Linked DNA regions of Homo sapiens: region 1 is linked to region 2. Evidence: chromatin loops called from intact Hi-C (ENCODE). Cell type or tissue: CD4-positive, alpha-beta T cell. All regions are shown on one strand. Links, peaks and the distances in the headings refer to the core of each region. The heading gives the core; the rest is flanking DNA. Region 1 overlaps KCNIP2 (potassium voltage-gated channel interacting protein 2). Region 2 holds the start of GBF1 (golgi brefeldin A resistant guanine nucleotide exchange factor 1).

Evidence for each region. Hi-C counts contacts between places; a loop is a spot of excess contacts. Peaks named below come from ENCODE experiments on the same cell type or tissue, not always from the same donor. Only the 100,000 strongest peaks of a DNase experiment are listed, where the experiment ranks them.
Region 1: it touches region 2 in a loop (5-fold over the local background); 2 of 110 quality-filtered maps call a loop at or near these places.

Annotation. Positions count from the first base shown.
Region 1 is chr10:101,838,096-101,843,454 of GRCh38, reverse strand. All of the region lies in intron 1 of KCNIP2 (potassium voltage-gated channel interacting protein 2), which reads left to right. Among named protein-coding and RNA genes, the nearest start is that of KCNIP2, 3.0 kb to the left of the region's middle. RefSeq lists an enhancer at 1-143 and a silencer at 3,429-3,618. In CD4-positive, alpha-beta T cell, for the core only: a CTCF peak has its summit at 2,576 (motif pointing left); DNase peaks (open chromatin) are centred at 244, 2,104, 2,604, 3,564 and 2 weaker places; H3K4me3 peaks cover 1,868 bases.
Region 2 is chr10:102,242,565-102,247,937 of GRCh38, reverse strand. GBF1 (golgi brefeldin A resistant guanine nucleotide exchange factor 1) reads right to left here and starts at 2,406. Exons shown (of 40, transcript NM_001377137.1): 1 at 2,157-2,406. RefSeq lists enhancers at 1,949-2,398, 2,599-2,658. In CD4-positive, alpha-beta T cell, for the core only: no CTCF peak of the experiment used is centred there; a DNase peak (open chromatin) is centred at 2,567; H3K4me3 peaks cover 2,406 bases; H3K27ac peaks cover 757 bases; H3K27me3 peaks cover 395 bases.

The DNA.
Region 1 (5,359 bases), core at 1-5,000, 400 kb after region 2:
CCATTCCTCCAGACCCTTCCGCCTCTCCGACCCCGGCCTGGCCCGCACCCACACTCTGCCCCATTCCCAGGCACTCTTATGGCCGGTCTGGGCGGCAGGACACTGGGGGTTCAAAGCCTTGGGTCCCGCAGGGGTTGGGGAGGAACAGAAGAGGCAGGTGTGGAGAGGCAGCAGGTGTGGGCGTATGTGACACAGGGCTGAGAGGGTGTCTGGAGTGGGAGGTGTTACGTGCGTGAGCACCTGTCATTCTGTGTGTGTGTGTGTGTGTGCGCGCGCACCTCCCACAGCTGGTTGCCATGTGCCCTGGGCTTGGTGACAGCTAGGGTGAGTGTGATTGTATGTGGCAGTGCAATTGTATGGTCTCGTCAGATGTTTGAGTTTGCGTAGGACCCTGGTTGTACTGATGAAGTTGTTTTGACCATGTGTCTCTATGTGCAACGATGTGTTGTGAGTGTGTAATTCTGTATGAAGTGGTGTGTAACTACCAGAATGTGTCAGGGCTCTACTTTAGGGTGGCTTGTCTCTTTGTAAGCCTTCATGACCATAAGCCCTCTGGGCAAGAATTTGTTAAAGTAGGTTGTGTTGTGTTTTGTGGTTGTGAGATTAGTGTTCAGTGCTAGTTGTGTACTTTCATGTGGTGATGTCTGCAGCGGGGCTCTGTGAGTGTCTATGACGTGTCTCATCCCTGCTGCCTCTCTGGCTTCCTGGTACAGATAGGGGTCTTTAGTACACCCCACTCCTTCACCAATTTTTCCACAAATAGCCCAGGTGGACCCAAGGAGGGACTTTAGTGTTCAGCTGCCCAGTCTGGTTTCCAAGAGACCTTATGGCTCCAGCACCTGGCCCCTGTAGGGAGGCTTTAGTTAGTGCTGGGTCAGCCCTCTCTCCCCACACCAAATCATGTACTGAGATTATTCTTACAACTGAATCCTTCAACCCCCAACAAACCTTTCAGAACTTCACTCAAACCCCAGGAAAACACATCCTCTTCCTTCCCCTCCAGAGACAGAGCTAGAAGCTCTAGGCCTGGGAAGTGCCATGTGGTGTCCTGCATGTCCACCAAACCACTTGGCTGCCCGGGCATCCTCTCTTTCCCACATGGGGAGGTATGTGAGGCCAGTACATCTGTGCATGTGCATGTTCCTGGGTTTGGTAGGAAGAGCCATGTGTTTGTGTAGGTGACTGTGTCACCCTGGGTACATTTCCATGTATGTGTTTGTGTCTCTCATTGTGCAGCCTGCTCTAGAAAGCCAGCAGAGTGGGAGGAGGGAGGCTGTCTCCCTGAGGCCAAAACAAAGCTGGGGAGGTGGAGGGAGGCCATGATCCTTGTCCTTCCTGAGGGGAGTGAGATTGAGACCTGGGAAGGGGGAGGGGACTAGGATGAGGTGCCTTGAGCATGTGTCTTCCCCCATCCCCCATCACTGTCCCTAGGGAGGCCCTAGTCAGGATCAGGGGAGCCACTCAGGCTGGCCCCAGATGAGAGACCATGCCAGATGTGCCTCAGAGCTGGATGGAATCCAAAGGACCCACTGTCCAGCTCTTCCATGAATTCTGTTCCCATCACCAGCTTAGGATTCTTGAGAGTAGTAAGGGCCTAGGGGCCTTCAATAGTATCACATTAGTCAGTGTTTGCTTCCAGCTTTAATGGGTTCTCACCCTTAGTGAAACCATCCCTTCCCCACTTGGCTATTTGAATGAGATTGGGTGGGGGAAGCATTTGTATTTGGAGATGCCCTGCCCCAGTTCAGTCAGGAATGGAAGTGTACCAGCTATGTGACTTTTGTTCTCTTGGCCTCACCTTTCTCATCTGTAAAAGGGAATGTTACTTCCTGCCTGCCTGCCTACCTCCCAAGGAAAATGGAAAGGTCAAATGTTGACAAGTATCAAGAATTGTGGTCCGGGTCTACAGCAGCCTAGCTGTAGATAGCTCCACACACGACTTGGAAAGTAGAAATAGGACTACCAGGAGCTCTCCTCTCGAAGGGCGGCTTATTTTATAGCGGGAGACAAATCGGGTTGGGACGCCAGTGTCAACGAAGACTCCCGGGCGGGCGGGCGGCGCTGAGCTCTGAGCGCTGAGAGATGCCTAAGCTGAAGCATGAAGGGGAGTCGTTGTCCGCGGTGCTGAAGCGCGCGCCAGGCTTCGCCTCCCCTTCCCTGCAGTTGGGATTCCTGGGATCGGATTTAGGGTAGTCTGCAGCTCCCGTCTTCCCGGCCCATCAGGCTTGCAGGGAAGCAGCTGGAAAGTTACACCTCAGGGCATCCTGGGTACCTCCGAACATTTTACTTCCCCACTCCCACCCCAAGCTCAAAAGGGAGCTGGGAGAGACTCTTTAGGAAAACAAAACAAAACAAAAAACAGTCCGAGCCCCGCCCGGACCCCTGTCTAATCCCTCAGGTCTTCCCAGCCCGGCGGGGCCGCTGGGCAGTGCGGTTCCGAGGGGAAAGGCCGCGTTTAGCAGCGGCCCTGTCTGAGCGGAAGAGAGAAAGGCCAAGAGAAGATGCGGAGAGGGTTGGAGCCTGGCTGGCTAGCCCTGAGCTCGGTCCCCCGACTGGGATCTCAGTGGAGTCCCTCCGGCCCTGAGTATTGTTGCCGGGGCGGGGGCGCCCCCGTGTGGCTGCGAGGAGCCATGCGCACGGAGCTGCTTTGCGGTGGGGATAGTCGCCGTCAAGTGGACAAGATTTGCCCAGAGTTAGGAGGTCATTCTCACCACTTAAATGTAGGGTTTTCAACCAATCATGCGGGATCCCAGTCGAAAGAGCGGGACTATATCTCTCCCGTAGGCTTTCCCAGGAATTTTAAGGCGTTAGAGAGTCCTGGAAGTGTTTACTTGGGGTCTAACCTGATAGAGATGAGTCCGGAGTCCAGGAAAGGGGCGCAGCGGGACCGAAGTGGGGGGGGGGTGCGGGGGGGGCTCTTCTCGAAGCATTCGGCTGTAGCCAGCGTATGGTGGTAGTCTGTGAACCTGCCGCACCGAGACAAACACAAATAGAAACAGTTATGAGAGCAAGGAATTTGGAGCCAGGAGACAGAAGGCAGTGGGGCACAACTCTGCTGCCTCTTCTTTGCCACCCCAATACACTGGCCTCTTTCTCCTTCCTCCTGGCTTTCTTCCATTGGCCCAGGAAGTGTGGGGAGTTGCCATGACAACTCTGTCCTCTTACCCCTTCGGCTCTTTATGCCAAAATGGTGGGGGCGGGGTGCAGGGTGCGGGGAGGAGTGCGACAGGCGGAGAAAGGGGGGCTGAAAGGGGGCAATAAAAGATACGGTTCATTCCCCATCCAGCTCTTTTCTCAAAACCCACATGTGCCTGCCTGGCCTCCCCGCCAGAACCCAGAAAAATGCTCCCTGAGAAGGCTGAGTCCGCGCCGCCCCTCCCCGCCACCCCCCCCCCCCGTCCAGGAACTTTGGGGGCGGCTGCTTCACATGATGGGGCCAGGGTGAGCTCCTCTCGTGCGGCCAGGAGAACATGGGAAGGCTCCAGGGTTTCGATCCTATGCCTGCCGGGCCGGCCCTCCCGCGCCGCCCACGCGGGCCTACCCGGGTGAGGGCGGAGACCGGACCGCCCCGGGGCCTGGGGGTGGAGCTTAGACGCCGAGCTCGCCGCCAAACCATGAACCGATGCCCCCGCAGGTGCCGGAGCCCGCTGGGGCAGGCAGCGCGATCCCTCTACCAGCTGGTGACTGGGTCGCTGTCCCCAGGTATGATGAGGAAGGGAAGGGAGGGGCAGGATCCTTCAAAAAGTGAGCGAAGTGGGTTAGGAGCTCCGCAGAGGTAGGGAGGGAAGGGCCCCTCAAATAGATGGAGGGAGCAACATCCCTCCAAGGAAAGGGCTTCCAAGACGAGATCCTGGACAGAAGCGGAGCAGGGGATGGGCCTCCTTACTGAGCAGGAGGAAGACAGCGCTCTTCAAAGAGGAAAGGAGAGGGGCATCAAGGTCCCTCACAATGGTGGAGGGGGCGGGGCTTCTCACCGAAGGCAGAGGAGGGGGCCTTAACTGAGGGGCAGGGCGCCTCCCAGGGATGAAAGGAGGAGGCCTGCAGCAGAGCAGGGAAAAAGTTCAGTCCTTTCCTGCATTTCTTGGCTGAAGGGGTCTTAAGATGAAGGGTTCAGTGTCCAGAAGGAAAAAACCCTGAGATGGGCCTAGACCAACATGAACTCAGCTAGCAAGTTCATACATGACATGGGACTGATAGACTTGTGTGGCTTAAGGATTGTATGTCTCTGTTTTCTCTCTCTCTGGGAGTGTGTATTAATGGGATTGTGCATTACTAAGTTGTGCATCACTGGGCTATGTATGGCTGAGTCTGTGTCTCCCTGGGGTTGTGATCACTGGGATTCTGTGACACTGAGACTGTGTGTACCTGGAGTTCTGTACTTTAGGACTGGGTTGAGGGTTCCTGAGCCTCTAAGTTGGTTGTGTAGCCTTCGTGAGGTTGTACCTTGGTGTGAAATTTGTGGAGTGTATGAGGTGTGGATTGTTGAGTATCCCACGGCACTGCTGAGGTGTATGCACATCTCCACTTGCATTTCCTTATGACTGCTTGGGCAGGGCCCATAGAACGCAACGTCTCCTCTGTACCTGACCTCAAACAGACCAAAACAACCTGGTCCTGTGGCATTCTGAGATCTGTCATTTTCTGGCTCTCTCCATGGGTATCCACTTGAGCCCCTGGAGTATAGATAGGGCCTGTGGCCTCTCCTTGCCATCTGTCCCCCAAAAGGAGGGTAGATGGATGGTCCTGAGCCAGAACCATACCTGGAAATCTTCTGGGGAGCATACAACCTCCAAGCCCCCTGCTTGGGCCTGTCTCCAGTGACAGATGGCTGGAGCCAGGCAGGGCCAGCTCTCAGTCATTGCAGGCATGACTTCCAGGACCCAAAATAGCCCCAACGTCTAGGGAGGTCATTAATCACTCGATGCAGCTGGGGGCTGCAGTGTCTTTGGCCTAGCTGGGAATGGTGTGGGTCTGGGGGACTGAGAGAAGGGCTTTGAGGTCTTCACTGGCTGGGTTAACAGTGGCGGTGGGGGGTGGGACAAAGCTAAACTGGGGAAGGTGGGACAGTTGCATAGAGTGGGTTCCCCCACAAGGCAGTGTTACTCACATTTGAACTGGGGGAGATAAATAAATAAATGATAGGAATATCTCTGTGGTAAGATTTGAGGGATCTGGGGAAGGCCCACCTCATGCCTCGAGATGGTTTTCCCTTGAGTTCCCACTCTGCCAAATTGCTTCCACAGAGATTTTACTTTGAGTGAAGAGCTAAATTCGTGGCACAGGGATGCTTGGGGAGGATGGATCTGGCAAGTTTCTCACTGAACCCGAGGACTTGAGAAGTCTCTGAGTGGGGAGAAGG
Region 2 (5,373 bases), core at 221-5,220:
AAAGAGGGAAATAAAATAGTAGTGTAACTTTGAGAACTCTGAGCTGAAACTGGGATTGGTGCCCAGCTACTGAGGAGATATGTCTATAGCCTGAGTTCCCACTGTGCCAATGAGCATCACTGTCAAGACTGGAACATACTGTCTACAAACACCATTAAAAAGAAGCTCAAATACAAGCTTGGGACTTGTATTTGAAGGATGAATTTTCTGATTTGTGGGTAGGAGTGGGAATTATTCCTATCTAGAAAATTATTCCTATCTAGAAATGACATTTAGGATTAAAAAAAAGAAAGAGAGAGAAAGAGAAAACGTTTTGATGCCTCTATAGTCACCCTTAGGCTCAACTGAGGATGACTGGATCCTGGATTGATCACACTGCCTACCCAGAGACTAGATTGCCTGTTATGCAAAGCATATCAACTCAACAGGGCAATGGCCCAAGTGAGCAAGGCAGGATCATCAAACCTGGGTACCTCCTGAGGTATGTCATTTCATTTGCTGCGTTCAACTACTTTCTTGGGGGCGGGGAGAGGGGAGGAATTCTACAACTTAGATCAGCAAGTTAAAATGCAAATAGTTTCCTGTACCATTTCCATCTAAATCAACACAGGTGAAGCATAAATAATGCCATCCCCCTTCTCCCAACACACACAAAAATTTCAATTTCATAAGGACGAAGGTAGGAAGGGAAAAGGGAAATTATGAAATTTCAATTTCATAAGGACAAAGGTAGGAAAAATTGAGTTAGTCATTCCAAGATCCTAAATAGTTTTCTCTTCTGACACTATGAGGTTTTGATCCTCCTTGTTACTACCTCATCATGCAAAAGTGCAAAGTGTTCCTGACTGCCAGGGCCAAAAGCAGGCCACAAGTCCTGATCACATACTGAAACTAATCCCAGATAGAGATAACGTTTATTGAGTGCCCACTACATACCAAAAGGTATTAGGTTGATCCTGCTCTTAACCTACTACATGCTCTAGCTAGGCCACTGCACATACATGCTACTACTTTTAAGAAGTGCATTAACTGAGCAGTCCCAAAGCAGACCTTTCCATTTGTATCCTCCACAGGGCCTAGAGTGCCTTTTATACCTGAATTAATGCACAAGTTTCCACATTGTGCATTAAAAAACACCATCTACACTATTCCTTATTTCTAAAAGCATTCGTTACCCTTGGTGGACTTTTATAGCTTTACAACACAGCAGTTTATCAAAGGTCATCACAGTGCCATAAACTACTCTCTAGGGTTATGTTCCATCATTCACTCTGGGGCTCTGACCCTACAATTGGCTGAAAATCTCTCATGACTCTTTTTGCCCACTAAACATAATAGGCCGACAATACCAAACTTTGCCAGTATTCAAATATCTCTCTCTGCTGTCAGTCAAATATGTCATAATAGAGTGGTTTCCTTATGATTAAGCCTCATCTCCTTAGTGAAGATCTGAGAGAAAAATGTCAACAAAAACATACACTACAAAAGAATGCCTGTGAAAGATTGTATAAAGGAACAAACAGGCCCAGAAGATAAGTATAGTGTTTACATACAGACCCAGACTGGCAGCTGAGCTGTCCTGTAAGAGGGAAGCCTTCTCATAGCCCAGTTCCCTGCGCTGCTATAACCTCAAGCCTTCCACACGTCCCTCTGCTGACAACCTGATTCTAGGGTGCACTAGTTCATCATTATTAATGAAGCAGTTCCTTTGTATTAGTGAGGCAATCACAAAGAAGTAGACGCTGTACAGAATCTAGAGAGACTTTCACATCTAAAGTCTGAAAACCCATAAAAGTAGACACAATGCTCCTTAGGTTTGCTTTCAGCTTTTGAGTACTGGGCTCTTCAGGATGCAGAAAGCGCTGGAAAGGAGAAGCTAAATACTAGGTCAAGCCTGGGAAAACAGAAGATTTGGGCACCTGCAAAGGATCAGTAATGAGAGCAGAAATCGCCCCTCCTGCGGCAGAGGCATGACCTTTGCCCCTGCATACCTCCCTGTTCCCTCCCACAACAACCCTTCCCTCGTCTTATTCCTGTCCGCTGCGTCCTTAGCCCACCTTGGCTCGCCCAATTTAAGGGCCCTTCCCACTAATTCCCTATTGCGATGTCAGGGCGGCCTTCACGACACCGGAACTCTAGGAAGAGACTTCGCTGACCTGTCAGCGGATCCAAAATGGCGGGGCCTAGTCCCAGGACCGGCAGCCGCTGCTCATGTCCAGCCCGCACCCCGGAGGCGTCTCCGAGCAGCTCTCCCGGCTCTGGTAGCAGATGGGAGAAGAGAAGGAGCCTGTTTCCTGGAAATTGAGGCCGAAGTCAGGGTGGGACTGCACAGTCCGCCAGGATGAGTCGTCCGGGACGGGCAGTAGAGCCGGGTACCTTCCCTGTCAGCTCACTGACGTGGTAACTAGCCTCAGTCTAGCCCGCTGCCTGGTAACTGCGCGAGCCCTGCCGCGCGCAGCCAATCATAGCTTTGCACCGTGAAAAGTAGCATTCCGACTATCCAATCGAATAAAGGAAATTGGCTTCAGGAGGCGGGTAGTGCCTAAAGAAGCGCGATTACAAGGGAAAGAAAGGGTATGTTAGGGGACAACCAACGGATACGAGTACTCTCTGAGTGACAGTTTAAAAAACCAATAAAAAATGAGGAACTGGGCTGGGCGGCTAGAGAGGTGGAGTTAGGTAGAGTTCGGTTGCAGTGCGCGGTTTGGCAGTGGCTGCTGGGCATTATGGGGAAAAAGGCTACAATTGGCTGGAAAGGGGCGGGGTCCGCTTTGAGAACTTGAGCGGGCATCCCTACTCCCCTGTCCACGTATTATCAAAGTTACCTGGGCCAAGACCATGCCCCTTGAGGAATCACTCCTTTTCGAGGCAGCTCTGGGCTCCCTTCATTCTAAAAACAAGTCCAGCGATCTATTCCACACCCTGCTCTCCTCGCCCTCTTGTCCACCTTCCCTGTCGTGGCTTCTCACAGTTATGTCTGTCACGTCCCAACTCTGTTTCAGCGTCCTCTGCCCCACTCCCATCATCCAGAAATAGAGAAAATGGGACGTAGCAGAAGCCCTGGATATCTAATTTAAGTCTCTTCATTTTACATTATAGGAAACAGCCCCAGGGTGGAAGGCTGGGCCCATGTTCACATAATTAGTAAATAGCAGAGCAGAGAGACGAACCCCTGGGTCTCCTCACCCCCAGGCCAACTCTTTTCATCGCCTTTTGTCACCTCTTATGCCTTAGTATATCGGGCTTTGACTCCCGGTCTGCCTTTCATACCAAGCCTTTGACGGGCCTTATCCACCAGGCTAAATACGCAGCTTAGCCCACCTCATCAGTGATAGGAAACAGAAGTCTTTCTTGTTTGCCTTAGAAACGCTAAGGGGCCTGAGGGTTGGATGCCCACCTGTTTTCACTGTCTTGCCCCCAGCTGCCTCCTCCCCTTGCAAGAGATGATAGAGGTTACTAAGCTATTTAGAATTACCTGTATTACCTGGAAGTGAGAATGCGTGAGAAGAGGACAAGAGGATGGGTTTTCTCCTAGGAGACTGAATCATGAAATTCCCAGCCTATTTGGGACACTAGAGCCCCAGTGTCCCTGCAGACCTGGAGAAGCTGCTGGGAGGCAGTGAAAAAAAAATACCTAATTCTTTCCATACATCCTCCCAATTATGGACGACCCAAGTCCAGGGAAGCTCTATAACTAACCACATAGGAAAGTAGTCTCAAAACCAGACATCCAAAGACCATCCGTGTGCTACGATGCGCTATTTTTTTGTTTTGTTTTGTTTTTTTGTCTTTTGTTTGTTTGTTTGTTTTGAGAGAGTCTTGCTTTGTCATCCAGGATGGAGTGCAGTGCTGTGATCTTGGCTCACTGCAACCTCCACCTCCTGGGTTCAAGTGATTCTCCTGCCTCAGCCTCCCAAGTAGCTGGGATTACAGGCATCTGCCACCACACCAGGCTAATTTTTGTATTTTTAGTAGAGATGGGGTTTCACCATGTTGGACAGGCTGGTCTCGAACTCCTGACCTCAGGTGATCCACCCGCCTCAGCCTCCCAAAGTGTTGAGATTACAGGTGTGAGCCACCACACCTGGCCACGATGCTCTAGTGTAAAGCACCCATCAGATATCAGACGTGAAGAACCCCTCAGTAACTTCCTACACCTGCACATTGGGCTTCTGGTCGGTGGGTCCAGCTGAGGATCTAGCCTCTATCACCCAAAGAGAGTCAGGGAAAGAGGATATACCATCATAGCACCTCTTTCCACATTACCTCAAAGCCATTTTCCTCTTCATTTGAAAACTGAGAGTTGGTGTCCTGGGCCTGTCTCAGATTGAGAGGTCCTGGAAAGCCGATTGGAAAATCCTCTAAGTGGGCCAAAAATTTCTGCTCGCCAATATCTACTTCTACATACCTCCAGAAATTCATCATTCTAAAAGCATGTGATTGTGCAATAGAGATGGGGAGGAGAGAGATGACAATTCCCTAGTCCCTCCTAACCACTAATCATCATCTTACCAGGCAGAACATCTTCCTCATAGATTTCAGTGTGACATTTATTGAGATTCTACATTATGCCTGGGAATAACAGACATGGTCCTTACCCTCCTAAATTTTATTATCATAGCAGACAACACATAAGCTGATCCCTTCAATATGGTGGGTGGTGTAATAGAAGGTATACACTGAGGGTCATGAGAGCAAGGGGCTAAACTGAGAGTTCAGAAAAGGCTTCCCAGAGAAAATAAGACTTGAGTGGAACATTGGAGGAGTAGGAATTGACAATATAAAGATGGGTTACTTTCACAGGAAGGGCCAGAGGTGTGCAGGACACTACTAGGAAATTGGAGATGAAGACAAGGTCAGGTCCTGAAGGTCTTGTATGCCAGGCTAGGGAGCTTGACCTTTATCCTAAGGGCAATGGGAGTCACTGAACAGTCAAGACATGACTGCTCAGATTTGCCTTAGGGGCATATTGTGTGACTGGGCTTAGGCTCTTTTTTTTTTTTTTTTTTGAGACAGAGTCTTGCTCTGTCGCCCAGTCTGGAGTGCAGTGGCGCGATCTCAGCTCACTGCAAGCTCTGCCTCCTGGGTTCACGCCATTCTTCTTCCTCAGCCTCCCCAGTAGCTGAGACTACAGGCACCCGCCACCAAGCCCGGCTAATTTTTTGTATTTTTTAGTAGAGATGGGGTTTCACCGTGTTAGCCAGGGTGGTCTCAATCTCCTGACCTTGTGATCCGCCCGCCTCGGCCTCCCAAAGTGCTGGGATTACAGGCATGAGCCACAGTGTTTGGCCTGGGCTTAGGCTCTTCGGAGCACCCAAGCAACATAGCCTAACTGGGAGAAGAGAAGGAGCCTGTTTCCTGGAAATTGAGGCC